Regions from separate parts of the Mus musculus genome. Here region 2 is linked to region 1. A link is a loop called in an ENCODE intact Hi-C map of the cell type or tissue named here. Cell type or tissue: left cerebral cortex. All regions are shown on one strand. Each heading gives the region's core, and the rest is flanking DNA. Links, peaks and the distances in the headings are about the cores only.

Evidence for each region. Peaks named below come from ENCODE experiments on the same cell type or tissue, not always from the same donor. Only the 100,000 strongest peaks of a DNase experiment are listed, where the experiment ranks them.
Region 2: a loop joins it to region 1, with 2.3 times the contacts of the local background. A loop is called at or near these places in 2 of 42 quality-filtered maps.

What each region holds. Positions count from the first base shown.
Region 1 is chr8:14,322,368-14,326,912 of GRCm38, reverse strand. All of the region lies in intron 3 of Dlgap2 (DLG associated protein 2), which reads right to left. Among named protein-coding and RNA genes, the nearest start is that of Gm26184, 51 kb to the right of the region's middle. In left cerebral cortex, for the core only: a CTCF peak has its summit at 1,839 (motif pointing left); DNase peaks (open chromatin) are centred at 796, 1,880, 2,163 and 3,114.
Region 2 is chr8:14,087,823-14,092,367 of GRCm38, reverse strand. Erich1 (glutamate rich 1) reads left to right here and starts at 2,041. Exons shown (of 6, transcript NM_001034862.2): 1 at 2,041-2,127. The coding sequence starts at 2,106. In left cerebral cortex, for the core only: CTCF peaks have their summits at 1,062, 1,848 and 2,055; DNase peaks (open chromatin) are centred at 1,128 and 1,946; H3K4me3 peaks cover 1,697 bases; H3K27ac peaks cover 1,170 bases.

The DNA of each region.
Region 1 (4,545 bases), core at 169-4,168:
GTAATGAAACAAATCTTGAAAATTTAGTATCAGTGTAAGCATTCAAGCAATTGTTTCCTAACTTTCAAATCAAGTGGGATTAAGCCTTGGTCCTCATGAGACTGGGGCAGGAGAAGGGGTCCAACACAGCCTGGACATCTTGTACAGATTCTAGGACAGCAGGGAAGAGAGATGGGAGAGCAAAGCAGAGCCCTTGGGGCCAAATGTTGGGCTCAGCAGAAGCAGGGGCGTGGGGTTGCAGAGAGGCCAGCCCTTTAGAGCCACTTAGATCAAAACCTACAGAAAAAAAAAAAAAAAAAAAAAAAAAAGGAAGGCCACCTGCTACTGCCAGAGAAATGTGACACACACAAAAAAAGAAATCACATTTCTTTTCCATTCTATAAAATGAATAGCTAAGGAAATGAAGTTAGGCAGGTAGTAAAACAACTTAAGAGGAGGAAGAAGGAAAAGAAAAGGAAACCCAAGAACTTTAAGCAAGATTGTCTAAAACCTCAGAGAGCAGATGAAAAGTCACATGCTTCCAACGGACCCATGGACCGGACCTCAGGTTTGTGGATATTAGCACTTGCCAATTCCAGGAGCCCCCAAATGAAAATCCACTTGCTCCTTCAACTTTAAAACCTTGACCTGCATCTGGGGAGAGCACAGCCTGGGACCTGCCTTCTGTTGTGAGTGCTCACAAGTGCTGGTCATGGAAAAATACGTGCTTGCATGCCAGTTCACAAGCCTGGGGAAACCGTGGAGAAAACGGTAACTCCCCAGCACACACAGGACCCAGAATAGAGCAGGAAGCATGTGGAAGTTTAGTCTTCAGCCAGACAGTAGGCCAGTGGGCACAGTGTGGGGAGAAGTCCATAATTCTGGAAGCTAGAGCAAACACTTAAAATATCCTGTTGCGTTCTGAAGCCACGGAAGACAAGGACTCCTCTTAAGATGCGTCGAGTACAATGTCAACGATAATAGCAAACACAGAATCATAGTCGGGTTGGAAACTATCTCCCAAAAGCATTAAAGAAATTAAGAGTTTCCTTATTTCTGTCCTTTTTTCTTTTTACTGGGTCATTGGGAAGAAGGCTGGTCTCTGGGGAAAGTTCTGAGGTACAAGAGGGACCCAGGCCTGTGGAAGCTGCATATACCAAAGGGCAGATGACAGCTTCCTCGCGGAAGACGTGATTAGAAATAATGGAAACCAGTGGCCCTGCAGGCTGATGTAAGTCCAGGAGGGAAATACTTCAGCAAATAAGCAGCCCGCCCTGTCTGTTTGCCAGATGCATTTTAAAGGGCAACCACTAAGCCTAGGGTTCAGTAAAAGATACCAGAGTGGGGGAGGGGCACAGTGAGGATGCCAAACACCTGGCAGACTTGTCAAAGTTCATCTCTTCATCGTGCAGTCTGTGGTGACCGGAGCCACCAACAAGAGGGGTGGCACAAGAGGCAGCCACAGTCCTTCAACGAGCCAGTCTCAGAGCGGGGCTCTATGGCTCTGTAATTCTATTCCCACCCATACACGCACACAGAGCAACGGAAGGATGGGCTTTCAGGAGCTTGAGTATGTATGAATAACCATCTCTGCTCAGGGGCCTTCCATCCAGTTCCCTGTGGTGCCTTGGGGCACTGACCACTAGCAATGATGTGGCTTTTGTGTGGCCAGGGAGAGTTCCCTGGCACCAATCCCAAACCAACTTTCTGTTTCAGCAACTGAGTATAAAAAATAGCCAAGACCTGTGAGGCAACAGGGGATGCCCAAAGAAGTGTTGTGAAAAGGCTCACCTTGATTCAGAATGCAAACCAGAATCTGAACGTGATTTCCACAGTTGCTATACGATGACAAACTGCCTCCTGGTGGATTATGGTGCCGACTGCACATCACGAGTCATTACATACCCAATGTGGTGCTTGGCAGGCTGTGGGCAAGCAGCAAGCACACTATTATCTCGATCTCCCTTCAAACCACTTCAGCCACATGTTGCTGAGGCTCCTGCCTCTGGGTTCAGGAATCTGTTTTCAGAGTGCATTCTACCTCTTAGCCAGAAACGATGATCCATCCAGTAGTCAAGACTAGAGAACAATCGGAAACCGCACAAGGTGCTAATGTCTTCAGAGTGATGCATAATGCAGCTCTCATTAGCAGGGCAGCCGGGAACACAGAGCCAGGGAGGTAGAGCCTATCCTGCTGCATTGTGTTGGCCGGGAGCTCTCAAAGCACTGTGTTCCCAGGATCCTCTCAGTTATATGATAGCCCTTGAAAGGTAGCTCCTTTGCAGTATTCTGTACCCTACAGGACACCCTAATGGAGGCAGAGCTTGAGAACTAGCATCATGACATCCAAGGGTGACCTTGTGGCACTTGTATAACCCTATACCGATGCCATAGATTTAGGAAGTAGGACACTCAGAACGCCAGACATAAGAGCTGTCTTAAAATAGTTTCCATTGACAAATCCATGTCCACTGGGGGCAGGGGACATGTATTAACAAAAGATACCCTGTTCTCAGCTGTTGATTGACTTTTTAAAAGGTTTATTTACAAATTATTATGAAAATTCTATAAAAATTGAATCAGCCCTCTCTCCTTCAAACAGCAATGTTCTCAATCAATTTGCAAAGTTTTCTCTCTATTAATACATTGACTCTGGAAACCAGGGAAAGGGGCATCCTTTAGACCTACTTCTAAGCTAAGTGTACAGGCCACTTTACTTAATGACAACAATCTTCAAAGCTATAGGAACAATTCTCCGAGGAGTCACTGGCATGTCCCAGCCTCCCAGCAAATTCCTGAAGCTGAGTTCCCAGACCGATCAGGTCAGAAGTGAACTTCAGAGGTTGTCAGCTGTAGAATGAAGGAGTGACAGTCACACTGGACTCCTAAACTCGGGCCACATGCTCAGATTGTTTTCTTCCTCCTGGCCTTCATGGAGGTGGTGCTGGAGTCAAGGTCAAGGGGGACATCAGGCCAGAGTCCACACAGAAACCATCAGGACACAAATACGTGGGAATACTGTGCAGAGTGTGAAGCCCTTTGCAAATATTTGCTCTTCCCTTCCTCCCATGATTTATTTGAAAGCAGGCCTGATCCACGCAGCATCTGTTCCCGCTAAGCCTCCCATTTAGATGCACACGCACAGGAAGCAATTATCCTGAGGATGCTCTGCTATCTTGGCTCTTGACTAGAGAGACAAAGGTGGGTGTAGAAAGACATGCATGGTCCATCCCTGTTCTAAGACCAGAAAAGAGTCAGTTACACTGTGAGTCCTCCTTTTGTCTACTCTGCTCGGTGATCACTTACAAGGAAGATGCAACAACTATGTAATTAAGGAACATGGGTATGTCCTGGTGGTGGTAGTCCTGAATGTCCTCAAGCCATGCTCTGTCCTAAAGAGGCGTCAGCATATTGAGAGGGATGCTGTGTACCTCATGCCTTTGCCCCTGGGTACTAACAGAGCTGTGAGAACTGTCTTCATGAATATTGTTGGTCCTTTCTCAGTGGACCTTCCAAAACAGCATATCAATCCCAGCCTAGTAGTTTGGTCTGTGTCCTTGGGCCATCTAGAACAACAGGATGAGCTGCTGGAGGCTCCCTGGGAATGAAACCATCCAGTCCTACAGCCTGAACTGTAGGGGTGGGGGCAGGCACTCTGTGATCCTCCTAAGTTGCATGGTTGAAAGCACTTACTAGATATTGTTCACAGAAGGAACATGAAAGCAGGTATATCCTAGGATTCCTGGATACAAAGTCAGGAGAGATTCCAACCATCCCGCACAGCTGACTAATGTAAATCTGGGGACATGGGAGAGCAAGGTTAACATCATCTCCAGGTTGGACAGTGGCAAATTTAGGCTATAAGCCAGTATGCCTACATCTGTATTTAAGGACATTTCTTCTAGCATTTCTCAAATGCACTAGCCCTGCCAGTGGCTTCCTGATGTAATGGCAACAGATACACAACTTCTACATCTCAGACACTGCACAAAACGACCGAAAGGACCACTGATACAGGTTCTATACATTTGGCATCTTCTGCAGAGACTCTGTTAGATAAAAACATCTGGAGAGAACACACCCTCATGTTGAACCACTCCAGGGATAATAAGTACTACCTCTTAGGACCTGCAGCTTCCCAACTACCAAGAAGCAAGGATGTGAGCCCCTGAGATGTCTGCACCTTGGCATTCCACATGGATTACCCAGGAATCAGAACCATATTGCCTCCAATACACTAATTCTAGGTGCTCAAAGATCTATGCATCAATGTCTTTTGTGTGTGTGTGTGTGTGTGTGTGTGTGTGTGTGTGTGTGTGTGTTTGCATGTGTGTAAGTGTGCAGACACGTGTGAGAAGGTCAGAGGCTAACTTCAGGTGTTATTCCTTAGGTTTCATCTACCTTGTTTCTTCAGACAGGGTCTCTCACTGACCTGGAACTCGCTTACCGGGCTATGCTGGCTCGCTAGAAAATCCCAGGGATCCACCTGCTTCTGCCAACCCAGGTCTGAGATTCCACGCCTATGCCTGCATTCCAGATTTTCCATGAATACCGAGGATGAAACCT
Region 2 (4,545 bases), core at 135-4,134, 230 kb after region 1:
TCCAAATGGTGCCTCCCTGGTGCAACAATATACAAATCACACATGGCTAGCCTGGCATCTGAGTGAATGGTGCTTGTGGTCAACTGAGCGTGATACAGGAATCCTGGTGTTTGCTGGAGTTCTTGGGAGTGTAGAAGCTGGCGTGGTGGTCCACATCCAGCACCTTCTGTTTTCCTTAACCGGCAGGCTTTTGTGCCTAGGATTCCAAAGGTGGTAAAGATCTGCCCTGAACAAACACGACTGTGAATCAGGGGATCTCGTCTTTGACGTGGCCACAGGACAGTTGTCACTGGTCATCCTCTCTAGTCAGTCTTAGGTCTCCTCATCTCTCAGTTTTCCAAAGCCCAGAAGTCTTTGTGGCTCAATTCTTAACCACCATTGTGGCCATGCTGGTTCCCTCCATGATCTCCTAAGTTTATGCATCGAAAGCCACACAGCACAAGTTAACAAAGGGCTTCCCAAAGGCCCCCCATGATGATCCTGAAACCCCAACTTTTCAGCTTCTGAACCAAAACTCTGAACCCATTCTAAACTTTCACTTTTCTACCACAGACCAATCTGATGAGTCAGAAAATTTCCTTTGCTTTGCCTGCAAACACATCCACACTCTGACTACTCTTCCCACAACCTTCTATGTCACAACTCAGATGCTAACGATCAACATTTCCCTTATGGCAATGGGCTAGCAATGGACTTTTGCTTCATCTGCTACAACCTCCTTTTAACCGAGAGACAGAAGCCACTTCCTTGACATTTACATTGGGTCATTTCACTTCGAAGCTCAATGCATCAATTTTACACATCTCCGTTTGAAGTTGCTTCTTCCATGATCTTTACCAGTAAAGTAGAAGAAAGCAGCAGAGACCTATTATTAAATACTGATTTATTGATTCATTTCATGACTTATTCAAAGCACTGCTTGTCCTGCTTATTTGACAAGCATGTCTTTACTGGCTACTTGGAACATAACGACCTGGAGAAATAGCAGAAACATTGGGCTATGTTACCCTTAACAACCTGCTGACTGCCTCTTAGGCATCTGTAAAATTTCGCTTGCTTGCCCACCCCACCTTGTGGTTTTAGAGTATAAAACGCAAACAACAGACTGGAGCCCAACCAAGCCTTTCAGGAGCAACCCTGGCTTGAGTCCATCTGCGACATCTCTTCGCTTCTACTCTCACTGATGTCCGAGTGAGTGTTCCAGAGAGTCCTGCAATAGCAACAACCGCGCGCCTTCTCTCCTTCCAGATCCAAACCTGCGTTAGATAGGCTCTAAAAATGTTTTGAGCATTCTCTTCATAACATCAGGTCTTCCTCTTTCATCTTCTCAAAGATGAAACCCAAATCATTTGCTCCTGCATTATTTCCCTTCAAAGAGCCCATCTCTTTGGAATATGGTCCTTACAGTCTTCTTGGTCATGCTCCTCTATCTGACCTTTCATGAACGTTACCACCAGCTTGCAGACCATGTAGGAACTTGGCAGTCATGTTTCTGAAGACGCAGTTCAAGGGTGAAGACTCAATGTCAACAGGGAACAAGGGCTCCAGCGCGGTAACACAGCTGGTCTAAAAGCAAAGTGGAAGACGACACAATGAGAGGGATTCGTAGACGCGAAACAGATGGGAGCATCTCCAGCCGTGCAGCGGTACAACTGGCAGACGTGGTGAGGGGCGCGCGGAACGGATTGCAGGTGTCTGGGGAACCTTGCCTTGCTTCAAGCCTCCAGACCTTCCTTCTCTCCTCAGCAACCTTTCTCCAGCTTGCACTCCAAGTTCCGCAAGTGTGCAGAGCCGGTACTGTCCCCAGCTGTGTCTTGGCCCACGTCCATCACAGGGGCAAACCGCAAACCACAGGAGCAGAGCTTTCAGGCCGTCTGCCTTCCGCGCAGGCTCCAGAGCCAGGCTCCTAGAGGCAGAGTTTAAGCCACGCCCGGGCCGCATACGAACCAATCCGCCCCCGAATATGGATGATTGACATCCAGCGGCGGGGAATTCGGGTCCGGATTAGGCACTCCTAATATTGTGGGCGGGCCTACACGAGAGGAATCCGGAAGCGCCGCGCGACTGGTGGCGGCTGGGGCCAGAGATCCCGGCTGGGGTCCAGTATGTCTTCTCTTCGGAAGCAGGGTAGGCAGGAAGCGCGGAACGCGAACGGAGACTGGATCCGAGATACCCAGGGGTGGCGGACGTGGTAGGCTGATGGCCCTGAGCACTGAGGGATCGTAGGGGCTACAGGGACCTTGAGTGTCTAGGGCAAGATGGGACATGCTGGGCCCTGAGGTACCCTTCTTGTGGTGGCTTCCCCTTCCTGCTGGCTGGGTCTGGCGCTGTCGCAGCTTTTAGGGGCCTTCGTTCTCCCTGGACCACACTAGTGGAGCAGAGGCCTCACCGGACTCTGGGATCTTCTTTGCTGGGGCGGAGCTGGCGCGTGGGGATGGGGATTGGGGTGGTGGGTGGAGGACACAAGACCTAGAGTCTGGAGGATTGCCTTTACCTAGGGCAGCCAGGCCTGCAGTCATCTCTGGGTTAGTACCCTGAGGTCCTGAAGTGCAGTTCATGTGATAGGAGTAGAGAATATGAGACTTTTCTGTGTTTAAAACATGCTTCTCTCTTGTGAAATGGGAGGGAGGTGGAGGAGACGGCTAGTGGCAACTGTATATAGTTAATAAGTATCTGCTTAAAAAGCAGGAAACTAATTTCTCTGCAAGCAAGAAAACCATGAACAAATTAGTATAGTCCCCATCCTTAACTAGCGACTTTCCACTTCAGCCTCAGTGACTTAAGTTTCATCAAACTTTATGGGGGTGGGGCGGGGGGGGGGGTTGGAAGTAAGATGATCTCAGGGATCAGAAAGGACAGATATAACCCTTTCAAAACAGTCTGATCTGATGTTGTGTTTCAAGATGAACATAAGTGTTCTTTACTGAGCAGCAAAACCTTTTTCTAATCCTTGCAAGGAAGAGGATACAAACACTTTATAGGTTCAGCTGTTTCCTGGGTTGACGCCACACCCTGTGCTTTCTCTTCTTGAATTCCCTTCTATGTTCGAGATGCTTCAAAACTTGGCATTAAATGCAAGGAATTATATCATCTATAAAGCACCTCGCCAACTTTAAGACTCTTTTTAACCTCAGTAAATTAAGGTAAAATGCAGGAAAGCTTTTGGTCGTTTTAATCAGACACTAAACTACTCTCTGAAAACAGTCTCTTTTTCTGTTGAAGAGACTATATGACAGAATTATCAGGTAAAATGTAAATAGTTGAAGGATACTGTGTTTTCCAAAGAGTGGGGCTTGTGAACCCAAAACATAAACCTGGAAGTAGGCATTTAAGCCTGAGAAGGCCAGCTAGGATGCCTCATGGTGGTTATATGGGGATGGAGGAGGGAGGGAAAGCATGAGAGAGATGGGAAGAAAGGTTTCTAGGAAAGACTCAGCTTGGTAATGAATAAGATACCGAAAGAGACCTAGATCAGAGCTTCAGGCCAGCCGCAGTGTCTGGATTGGGCAGCGTTAACACTGCTATGGCTAGAGGAGACCACAGAAGGAGGCCTAAAGGAAGAACCTGACTGATCTGGTTACCCACATGATGTCATGCAGAACGAGGCAGCAAGTTCCTTTGTTTGCCTGCAGAGAAAGAGCAGCAGATGTGTAGGGAGAAGACTTCGTGTTTGAAGGACAAAGAGAAATACCAAGGACCTGAAAAATATTATAAATAGTATAACGTTCCACCCTAAAGCCCCAGCCCAGAAAGTTTGAGTCCACAGGACAGGGGTAGTAAGGAAATGTGAGCAGCAGTTTTTCTTTGATAGCCTTCCCATCTGTAGAGCCACAGAACCCACACGTGAAAATAAGTGGTTCTCAACCTTCCTGATGCTGTGGCCCTTTAATACAGTTTCTCAGGTGGTAGTGACCCCCAACCATGTTACTTTGTTGCTATTTCAGAACTGAAATGTTGCTACTGTTGTGAATCACAATGTAAGTATCTGTTTTTTCTCATAGTCTTAGGCGACCCCTTTTGGGGTCCCAACCTATAGGTTAAGAACCGTTGGTCCAGAACATCTTTTCCAGTCACTGCGTCTTTATGTCGAACCCCAAATTTGTCTGATTGAAAAACAATGAACTGGAAAAGTAGAATTCTTGGTACAAAAATCATAATCTATCTCATGGCCTCAGTTTCTAAGTGCTGCTTACAGACTTGCCTCGTGGGTGGCAGCTGCCATTTCTTAGCTCAGTCTGTCTGGGTGAGAAGGCAGTGCTGTACGCTGAGCAGTTGACGAAGCTTCCATTATAGTCTGGAACAGGACCAGCCCACCTGGTCCAGGAGTACTCTTTGCTCTCTCTCCTGCTACAATGTATTGACAGATCCCAATGAAAGTTCTTGCAGCCTTACCTGGGGCTTATCTCCTGCATGGGTAGTTAATTGTGTGACGATTGCTATTTTTAAAACCCTCTAGGAGAAAAAGCTTTGAACAAAATGTACCCAGATTCTTTTTTTTTTTTTAATTTTTAAGTACTAAAAATTTTTTAAAGTTTGAGCAAATAG